Regions from separate parts of the Homo sapiens genome. Here region 2 is linked to region 1. Evidence: read pairs that join two places in POLR2A ChIA-PET (ENCODE). Cell type or tissue: endothelial cell of umbilical vein. All regions are shown on one strand.

Region 1 (5,000 bases):
AAAACATAGGTCTATTGGCCCCTCCCTCAGTTCTTCTGGTTCAAAATCTACACTTTTGGTCCGCTTCAAAGGAGGTCCTTATGTGTACCAAAACCTGACAGCCATTTCCCTAAAGCTTGATCAACACAAAAGGAGAAAAGTTAATAGCAAGATCAAGTTCCCTTGGTGCCTAACTTCCACGAAATGATAGAACTACCTAACTAGATACAGCCGGTGTTTTATGTTCTGATCTCTCCTGTGCTGTGGCCTTTGCTTCTCATACGCTGTTTCTCCCCATGTCTTAGTCTAGCTTTAGGGTTCTTCTGAGCAATTCTGCGTATGCAGATTGAGTATCTCTTATCCAAAAATCCCAAACCCAAAATGCTCCAATGAGCATTTCCTTAGTGCATCATGTAGGCACTCAAAGTTTTAGATTTTCAGATTAGGGATATTCAACCTGAAATGGGCTTTCAGCATATTTGTCAGCGTGGGCTTGACAGATAATCACAGCCTCCACATTTTAACAAAAGCTAGCCTTGTCATCTTCAAGTTCCTTACCAGTTGACTTCACAGGTATCTGAATACTGCCTATTAGAGTAGGAATAAACCCAGATAGCCAAAGAAGGATAAAATCTGTGTTTCTGAATTGGCAGGAGCCCTCTACTCCATCGAGTGAGCAGCAGCTGAGTGTTGTTTGGTTATACCTTGTATTGAGATAAGAATTTGTGTATAGCCTTTGGCCAAGCCAGGAAACAAATCTGCTACTCTCTGGCAATTGCTTCCCTACCCTCCCCTGCCTCCGCACTCCCCCTTCCCCAGTTTATGGCCTGAAAGAAAGTTTCTCTTCCATTAGGTTTGTCAGTCAGCAACCTGGTCAGGGAAGAGGAGAAAGCTGTTGATAAATTTGGGAGCTTTGCCACAAAAGCATTAAAGATGACTTCAAATATGCCAGGCCAATATTCTTTAGTTTTTAAATGAAGTCTGACTAGCTGCAGCTCCCTTTCTGGCATCACCATCATGCATATGGTTAAGAGAACTTTGCCAAGAACAATATCTAGCAGTGAAGGGGAGGTGGCAAAATGATCAGATATATATGCATATAATAGAGTTATTGCTGACCTGGTATTCTCATTTATCTGCAAACTCCAGCTCTCTTTGGATCTTTAGTTTGTTTGCAGGTTTCATTTTATAAGAGGTTGGCTTTTTATCTGGAAAAGCTCACTAAGTCATTCATTAGGGACAGCTTAGTGTGCCAGAACAGATATTTAAAACCACTAGTCTAAGAACTATCCACATTAGTCTGATTTCAAAGTTGAGGTTCCCAAAAGGCATAGTGTGTATGGACAACGTGAAAGAGCCATCTCATGTGAATCTTTAACTGCAGGTTACCGCAGTGCCATTGGATTCTTACTGCAATGACCGAAGTGCAGAATATGAAAGGCGAGTTCTGAAGGAAGGAGGGAGTCTGGCAGCCAAGCAGTGTTTGTTGAATGGGGCCCCTGAACTGGCTGCAGACTGGCTAAATAGACGATCACAGTTCTTCCCAGAGCCAGCTGGAGGTCTGTGGAGCATCAGACCTCAGAATGGCTGGTCTTTCATCAGGATTCCAGGTGAGTTCTCAATCCTCTTGGAATGTGTTCCTCGCTTTGGCAAGGGGAGAACCAGGGTTATCTTCATGTGGTCCTTTCAGATATTTGGAATTTACTGTTCTTGAGGTTTCTGCTTCCTTTTTTGGCCTTAGTAATTCATAGGTAAGAATATTAGTAATTTATGATGAGTGGAGAGAGAAATGTTTTTAGATTTGTGCTTAAATACACTCCTTTGACATGCTTACAGCTGAGAAAGAAATGCCACTCTTAAAAAAAAAAAGGTAGAAATAAACTTAGTAGGAAAGGCTCTAGGTTGAATGAGTACGGTTGTCTTGTGCCATTGCCAGTGGAATGAATGAGAATGTCGTCACTCACAGAAAGCCTCATTTAAATAGCATAAACAGTGTCCTACATGAAGCACTAGAGATCTGAATGATAACAAGAGGAAAAACAGTGCATTCTATGCCAAAATACTAGCAGATTCCCAGATCCCCTAGGGTCAAAGTCGGGGGTTGAAAGGAAACTAGGTTTTCATCTTTGCCTTAGTGAGACTACTTTTAAGGAAACTGAACACAGATAATTCATAGGCTCACGTTCTTTGCTTACACCTGCAGGCAAACTGGAATGGTAGCTTGGAGCTATAGTGTTAGTTTTGGTTGTCCAAAATCTCTGACATTTTGACTACATTCCTTTTTTTTTTGAGATGGAGTCCCGCTCTGTTGCCCAGGCTGGAGTGCAGTGGCGTGATCTCGGCTCACTGCAAGCCCCGCCTCCTGGGTTCAAGCCATTCTCCTGCCTCAGCCTTCCAAGTAGCTGGGACTACAGGCGCCCACCACCACGCCTGGCTAATTTTTTGTATTTTTAGTAGACATGGGGTTTCACTATGTTAGCCAGGATGGTCTCGATCTCCTGACCTCGTGATCTGCCTGCCTCAGCCTCCCAAAGTGCTGGGATTACAGGCGTGAGCCACCGCGCCCGGCCAACTATATCCCTTTTACTGGCATGTAATGGAAATAAACTAGAGCTAAGCATTCAACAGAGGTCTTCTTCTGTCTCTAAGAGATAACTGGATTCCAGTGTGTAAGGCCTGGTTTTTCCACTTTATTTTAACTTTGTCAAGTGTCAAGGGGTTTGCCCCAGCCTGTTAGTGCTTTGAGAACTCCAAGATGTCTTTCTGCGTATCTGAAGGCAGTATTACACATGGCCTTGTAGCTGACTTAAAGCACATGCAGTGAGTGGAAATATATTGTTTGAAAATCAGTGGGGGAACCTAAGTGTAAAGCAAGCTGGTAAGGAAACTACAGAATCCCAGGCAAGAGATGAGCACCGTTATTGAAAGAAGCAAGATAGCACCTTACTTCTTTTTTCTCCCTTCTTGGTTCTGGCTCCTAAGTTCCCATTACAGGAGTAGATGGCTTATTGCTGGCGTTGTGGGAATCTCTTGTGGCTTTTCCTGTTCTTTGAAAGAAAAATGGACCTTGTTTAAATAGCAGGAAGCGTCTGAGTTCTTTTTGCATCGATAAAAAGCACCAGCCTCACTGGCTGTTTACTGTGAGAACCAACCAGCTCCTCACCCCATTGTGCTCTGTAGACTAGCTGGGACAGGGCGGGGGTTGGGGGTGTCTCACTGGAACCCTTTATCATCTCTCTTTCCTTTATACTTTTACGTTTTCTCTTTCCCTGAGAAGGGTTGCTTCCATATTCCTTGAGAGACTGACCAAAATCTTCTGGGTTTCACACCTTTTCTTCTCCATGTTTCACCAGAAAGATGTACAATCCCTTCAAAAGTCCCCTTTCCTTGGAAAAATGAGATATTATTTAATCTTTTGCCCTAATTTTACTGCCATAGGCTACATTCTTTTTATCTCTGAACAGGATCTTACACCGTGGATGGTAAAAACCTGTGTCTAATGAAAGTACTATAGGATTGTAGGAAAGTTTGTAAGAGAGTAGGATAGGTTTGTTCATTTAAACATTTTTTAAGCTCCTGTTTTATTTTATTTATTTTTAACACCCAATGATCCAGAAAGCTCCTGTTTTAAAGAAGGGTCTGGGCACAGGTTTGACTTAGCAGAATCAGCTGGATTTCCAGAGAAGTGTGTTCCTTGTGTCTCTGTATCCTGCTTAGCGACAGGTGGAGCTCTTGTCCAGTGCAACTTAAGTGACTGCTAAAAACTTGGCTAACAAATACCAGCCCCAGAAGTCACTCTAGTGTGTTCAGAGAAAGAAACCTGTTTTTCCTGCATATCTTACTAAGGACAAATACTAGAGACTGATTTTCTCCATGCTCACCAGCAAATCAGAGATAGTGTTCATTTTGCTGAAGTGTTTTAAGGCTGTTGCTGAAGTGTTTCTTCTTAGTCATTTTCCTTCAGGGCAGTACAAAGAAGTCCAGTCCATCCACTTCTCCCTTCCCCACCTACACAATAACAAGATAACAAGCTGACAGCAGGTACCACTTCTTGCCTCCTTTAGTCATGTTAGAGTTCTGTCTTTATAAGTATATGCACATCTTTATTTCTGAGCTTTTCTAATCCTAGGAACAGTTCATTCTGATTAGCAAAGTAAAGTAGATGTGGGAGGCAGGACTGTTTGAAAACCATTGAATCATGATTTTGAAATAATTGAAGTTTCTCAAAATTCAGACATAAAACAAATTTTTATATGCATTAACATTTGTGCTAAGAGAGTATATCTAAATGGAGAAAGAAGATAAGCAGGCTACAGAAATCTTACGAACTTAGCTTGCCCACCCTCACTCAAGGGCTGAAAAATATGTGGTCTTTTTTTTTTTCACCTTGTGCTTTTAATGAGAACGGAAAGAAGTATGTCTAAAGCTGATTGGTAGCTCTGTGGTGAATGTTTAGGAGCTATCAAAATTGAGAGACCTTAGGGAATTCAATTACTGGAGAAGGGTAATTGTGGTAAGAATAAAACCTTAAAAGTTGTTATGAAAGCTTTGCTGCCTGCTCAGACTTGGAATTTATACAGTACTCCTTGTCTGGTGCCAGGGAGAGGGCTTAGCAGTCAATTCTGTCCCAGCTGCAGTCATTTGATTGTGTTGGTAAGGAGACCAACAAAAAGAAGAGCATTTCAATAATCTAAACAGGACCAAACAAAGAGACTGAACAAAGGTGTGTGCCACAGCTTCAGGGAGCGGGTGGTGGAAGGAGACATGGCCTGGCAGCATTCTGAAGGTGGGAAATGGCAGGCTGCAGTGCAGAGGGAGTAAACAGCCAGGACCTGTGGCTTTGTAGCAAAAACAGAGTGGCTGATGATTTGTTATGGTGCTGTCAGCACATCCGTTCTTGTTCCTTGTATACAATAATTGTGCATTTGGCAAATTGTGGCAAGAACAGAGAATGACTGTTGAGAACTTTTGGATTGCTGTCAACGGTCAGACTGTGGTTCTGAAGAAAAGCCATAGGTTCA
Region 2 (5,000 bases), 71 kb before region 1:
AGTGCAGCTTCGACCTCCTGGGTTCTAGTGATCCTCCAGCCTCACCCCTGTGAAGTAGGACTACAGGCCCGCACCACCACGTTCAACTAATTTTTGGGGGTTTCACCATGTTGCCCAGGCTGGTGTCGAACTCCTGAGCTCAAGCAATCTGCCTGCCTCAGCCTCTCAAAGTGCTGGGATTACAGGTGTGAGCCACCGTGCCTGGCCAAATTCACCCTTTTACAGGTTAAAATTTAGTAGTTTTTCGTGTATTTACAAAGTTGTATACCCATGATTACAATGTAATCTCAGAAAATTTTTAACATTCTGAAATGAACCCCGTACCCGTTAGCAGTCACTCTCCATTTTCTTTTTTCTTTTTTTTGAGACGGAGTCTTGCTCTGTCGCCCAGGCTGTAGTGCAGTGGCGTGATCTCAGCTCACTGCAACCTCTCCCTCCTGGGTTCAAGCGATTCTCCTGTCTCAGCCTCCTGAGTAGCTGAAACTACAGGCGCTTGCCACCACGCCTGGCTAATTTTTGTATTTTTAGTAGAGACAGGGTTTCACCATGTTAGCCAGGCTGTTCTCAAACTCCTGACCTTGTGATCCCCCCGCCTCAGCCTCCCGAAGTGCTGGGATTACAGACATGAGCCACTGAGCCCGGCCGGTAGTCACTCTCCATTTTCTATTTCCTCTGTCCTTTGGCAGCGACTAATCTGCTTTTTGTCTGTATTGATGTGCCTCTTCTGGAATTTTTGTTTTTGTTTTCTTTTTAGGAGACAGGCTCTTGCTCTGTTTCCTAGGTTGGAGTGCAGTGGTGCAGCCATAGCTCACTGCACCCTTGAACTCCTGGGGTCAAGCAATCCTTCCTCCTCTGTCTCCCAAGTAGCTGGGACTATAGGCACATGTCTTTTTCTGTAGAGAAGAGATCTTATTAGGTTGCCCAAGCTAGTCTCGAACTCCCGGCCTCAAGCAATCCTCATGCCTGGGCCTGCCAAAGTGTTGGGATTACAGGTGTGAGCCACCACTCCCAGCCTAGACATTTCGTATAAATTGAATCCTATCATAATGTGACCTTTTATGATTGACTTCTTTAATTGAGCATAATATTTTCAAGATTCTTCATATTGTAGCCCCTACTCATGTGTTATTCCTTTTCATGGCTGAATTACATCTCATTATCTGGATATTCCACATTTTATTTATCCATTTATCAATAAATGGATATTTGGGATATTTCTCCTTTTGGGCCATTACAGCTTGCTTTCTATATTTTTTTATACCCTATAGGTAGTTGTTTTTTTTGCCTTCCTGTTTGGCATGTATGTATAGTTTGTATGTATATGATATTTATGTATTATTTATACTTTTGTAAGTATTCAGAGGAATTTTTAGCCTTGTTGCTGATAACATGTCCCATGTTTTATTGCATTTTAGTTTGTATTCCCTAAGTTTAATTAGTATTCTTAATGTTTTTCAGTTGAATTTATAAAGCATGTCATAAGGGGAACTGGAGTGACTATCTTTCTGCTGTTTTTGTCATTGTTTTGGATCTAGGAAAAAATGCTTGGATTATAAATGGGATTGCTTCACAGCAAAAGATACATTTCTATTTTCACCCTTTTCAGAGCATTCTGCTAAGTGATGAATCCAGCGAGGCTGATTCTCAGAGTGAAGACGATGATGAAGAAGAACTCAATCTCAGCAGAGAAGAACTTCACAACATGCTTCGACTACACAAATATAAGAAACTTCACCAAAATAAGTATAGTAAAGACAAGGAGGTAAGAGTTTCAGGAGAAACACTTCAAACTGAATATTCACCCTCTGCTTTATAGTCATTAAAGATACATCATTTTGGCTGGGCGTGGTGGCTCACACCTATAATCCCAGCACTTTGGGAGGACGAGGCGGGCGGATCATGAGGTCAAGAAATTGAAACCATCCCGGCCAACATGGTGAAACCCCCTGTCTACTAAAAATACAAAATTTAGCTGGGTGTGGTGGCGTGCGCCTGTAGTCCCAGCTACTCAGGAGGCTGAGGCAGGAGAATTGCTCGAACCCAGAGGCGGAGGTTGCAGTGAGCCGAGATCACAGCACTGCACTCCAGCCTGGCGACAGAGCGAGACTCTGTCTCAAAAAAAAAAAAAAAAAAAAAAAGAGATACATCATTTTATGGAGCTGGAAATCATTATCCTCAGTAGTGAGTGTAAGTGGGAGCTGAACAATGAGAACACATGGACACAGGAAGGGGAACAAGACACACTGGGCCTGGGCAGGTGGGTGCAGGAGGAGGGAGAGCATCAGGAAAAACAGCTAATGCTTGCTGGGCTTAATACTTAGGTGATGGGTTGATAGGTGCAGCAAACCACATGGCACATGTTTACCCGTGTAGCAAACCTGCACATCTTGCACATGTACCCTGGTACTTAAAAAAAAGAGAAAATTCCTGACTGGGTGCGGTGGCTCACGCCTGTAATCCCAGCACTTTGGGAGGCTGAAGTGGGCAGATCAGTTGAGGTCAGGAGTTCGAGCCCAGCCCAGCCAACTTGGTGAAACTCCATCTCTACTAAAAATACAAAAAGTTGGCTGGGCGCAGTGACTCACGCCTGTAATCCCAGCACTTTGGGAGGCCCAGGCGGGTGAATCACCTGAGGTCAGGAGTTCGAGACCAGCCTGACCAACATAAGGAAACTGTGTCTCTACTAAAAATACAAAATTAGCTGGGCGTGGTGGTGCATGCCTGTAATCCCAGGTACTCAGGAGGCTGAGGCAGGAGAATCGCTTGAACCCGGGAGGTGGAGGTTGCAGTGAGCCGAGATTGAGCCACTGCACTCTTGCCTGGGTGACAGAGCAAGACTTCATCTCAAAAAAAAAAAAAAAAAGAATTTCTAAAATTCTCTGGAATCAATGAAATTAAACTACTAATACTTCGGATGTACTAGACTAAAAGATATGTTCTTAAAAAAAAAAAGATACATCATTTTAACTTTAGGTAGCAGTGGAGCAGCTTTATTGAGATGTAATTCACATAACAAAACTTCAGCCTTATATAGTGTGCAATTCAGTGTTTTTTTAATATATTCATAGTTGTGTTACTATCATTACTGCCTAATTCCAGAACATTTGCATCACCTCATAAAGAAACCGCATGCCTCTTAGCTGTTGCCCCTCATTCTTTCTGTCCCTCAGTCCAGACAACCACCAATCCACTCTGTTCCTTTTTTCTTTTTTTTGGACAGAGTCTCGCTCTGTTGCCCAGGCTGGAGTGCAGTGGCGCGATCTTGGCTCACTGCAGCCTCTGCTTCCCAGGGTCAAGCGATTCTCCTGCTCAGCCTGCTGAGTAGCTGAGATTACAGGCGTGTGCCACCACGCCCGGCTTTTTTTTTGCGTTTTTAGTAAAGACGGGTTTTCACCATGTTGGCCAGGTTGGTCTCGAACTCCTGACCTCAGGTGATCCTCCCGCCTTAGCCTACCAAAGTGCTGGGATTACAGGCGTGAGCCACCATCCCCAGCCCAATCTGCTCTGTTTCTATAAATGTGCCCATTCTAGACATTTCATACAAATGCAATCATGCAACATGTGCCTGTGTCCAGCTTCTCTCACTTAATGTCATATTTTCAAGATTGATTAATGTTGTAGCATGTATCAGCATTTCATTTCTTCTTATTGCAAATATTCGTTGTATTTATACCTTATCTTATATATGCATTGTCCAGTTCATGAACTATGATTAGCATATTTCTACTTTTTGGCTATTTTGAATAATGATGGTATGAAGATTTGTGTACAGGTTTTGTGTTGATGTGTTTTCGTTTCTCTTCATTATATACTTAACAGTGAAATTGCTGGGTCATATGGAAACACCTTGCTTAGCCTTTTGAGGAATTGCCAGAATGCTTACATTCTAGTGTTGCTTATTCATGCAGTTGCTCTTTGGGTGTAGTGTTTCTCTCTTAGAAAGCTCTTCATACACTAACATTAAAATGATGATAGTTTTGAGTGACAACTATTTGAATGCCGTTACCAAAGCCTTCTGACTCTTTCTTTCTTTTTTTTTTTTTTTGAGATTGAGTTTCACTTTTGTTGCCCAGGCTCGAGTGCAATGGCGTGATCTCGGCTCACTGCCACCTCCGCCTTCTGAGTTCAAGCAGTACTCCTGCCTCAGTCTCCCGAGTAGCTGGGATTACAGGCATGCGCCACTGCGCCTGGCTATTTTTGTATTTTTAGTAGAGATACGGTTTTTCAATGTTCGTCAGGCTTGTCTCAGACTCAGGTGATCCACCCGCCTCGGCCTCCCAAAGTGCTGGGATTACAGGGGTGAGCCACCCCGCCCAGCCGCCTTCTGACTATTTCTACAAGTGTGGAACGTTGTACATAATGAGCAATAGTATATTTGAAGACCTAAGAATTTTCTAGCAATTAGTTAAGGTCCAAAGTTAGTTCAGAGAGATTGGAATAATATTCTGAACCTTATAAACCTGTAGAAGTGGTTAACAGAGTATCTGACCCTTTTGATGTAAAAAGTTCCTTCCTTCTTAAACTCCAGCAGTAAGGTACTTGGCGCTCCAAGTATTTGCTTGTTTTTTATGTTTATTTTTTATTTATTTTTGTTTTATTTTTTGAGATGGAGGCTCTGTTACCCAGACTGAAATGCAGTGGCATGATCTTGGCTCACTGCAACCTCTGCCTCCTGGGTTCAGGCAGTTCTCCTGTCTTAGTCTCCCAAGTAGCTGGGACTACAGAAGCCTGCCACCATGCCTGGCTAATTTTTTTTATTTTTAGTAGAGATGTGGTTTCATCATGTTGGCCAGGCTGGTCTCGACTTCCTGACCTCAAATAATTTGCCCACCTTGGCCTTCCAAAGTGCTGGTATTACAGGCATGAGCCATGGCGCCCAGCTGAGCCACCATGCCTGGCCTGCTTGTTTTTTAAATTCAGATAAAACATACATATAGGAAAGTTATCAGACTTTAAGTGTACAGCTCAGTGCATGCTAATTTAATTTTGATTTTTAACAG

What was found. Peaks named below come from ENCODE experiments on the same cell type or tissue, not always from the same donor. Only the 100,000 strongest peaks of a DNase experiment are listed, where the experiment ranks them.
Region 2: POLR2A ChIA-PET joins it to region 1 with 8 read pairs; 4 of 35 experiments call an interaction of 5 or more read pairs at or near these places.

The regions. Positions count from the first base shown.
Region 1 is chr15:41,017,489-41,022,488 of GRCh38, reverse strand. INO80 (INO80 complex ATPase subunit) reads left to right here. Exons shown (of 36, transcript NM_017553.3): 26 at 1,364-1,589. INO80-AS1 (INO80 antisense RNA 1) reads right to left here. Exons shown (of 5, transcript NR_170322.1): 2 at 3,861-3,987; 3 at 2,927-3,026. Among named protein-coding and RNA genes, the nearest start is that of INO80-AS1, 3.2 kb to the right of the region's middle. In endothelial cell of umbilical vein, a CTCF peak has its summit at 3,684; DNase peaks (open chromatin) are centred at 2,018, 3,118, 3,748 and 4,858; H3K27ac peaks cover 2,046 bases.
Region 2 is chr15:41,088,789-41,093,788 of GRCh38, reverse strand. It overlaps INO80 (INO80 complex ATPase subunit), which reads left to right. Exons shown (of 36, transcript NM_017553.3): 5 at 1,607-1,762. Among named protein-coding and RNA genes, the nearest start is that of INO80, 25 kb to the left of the region's middle. In endothelial cell of umbilical vein, no CTCF peak of the experiment used is centred here; no DNase peak of the experiment used is centred here.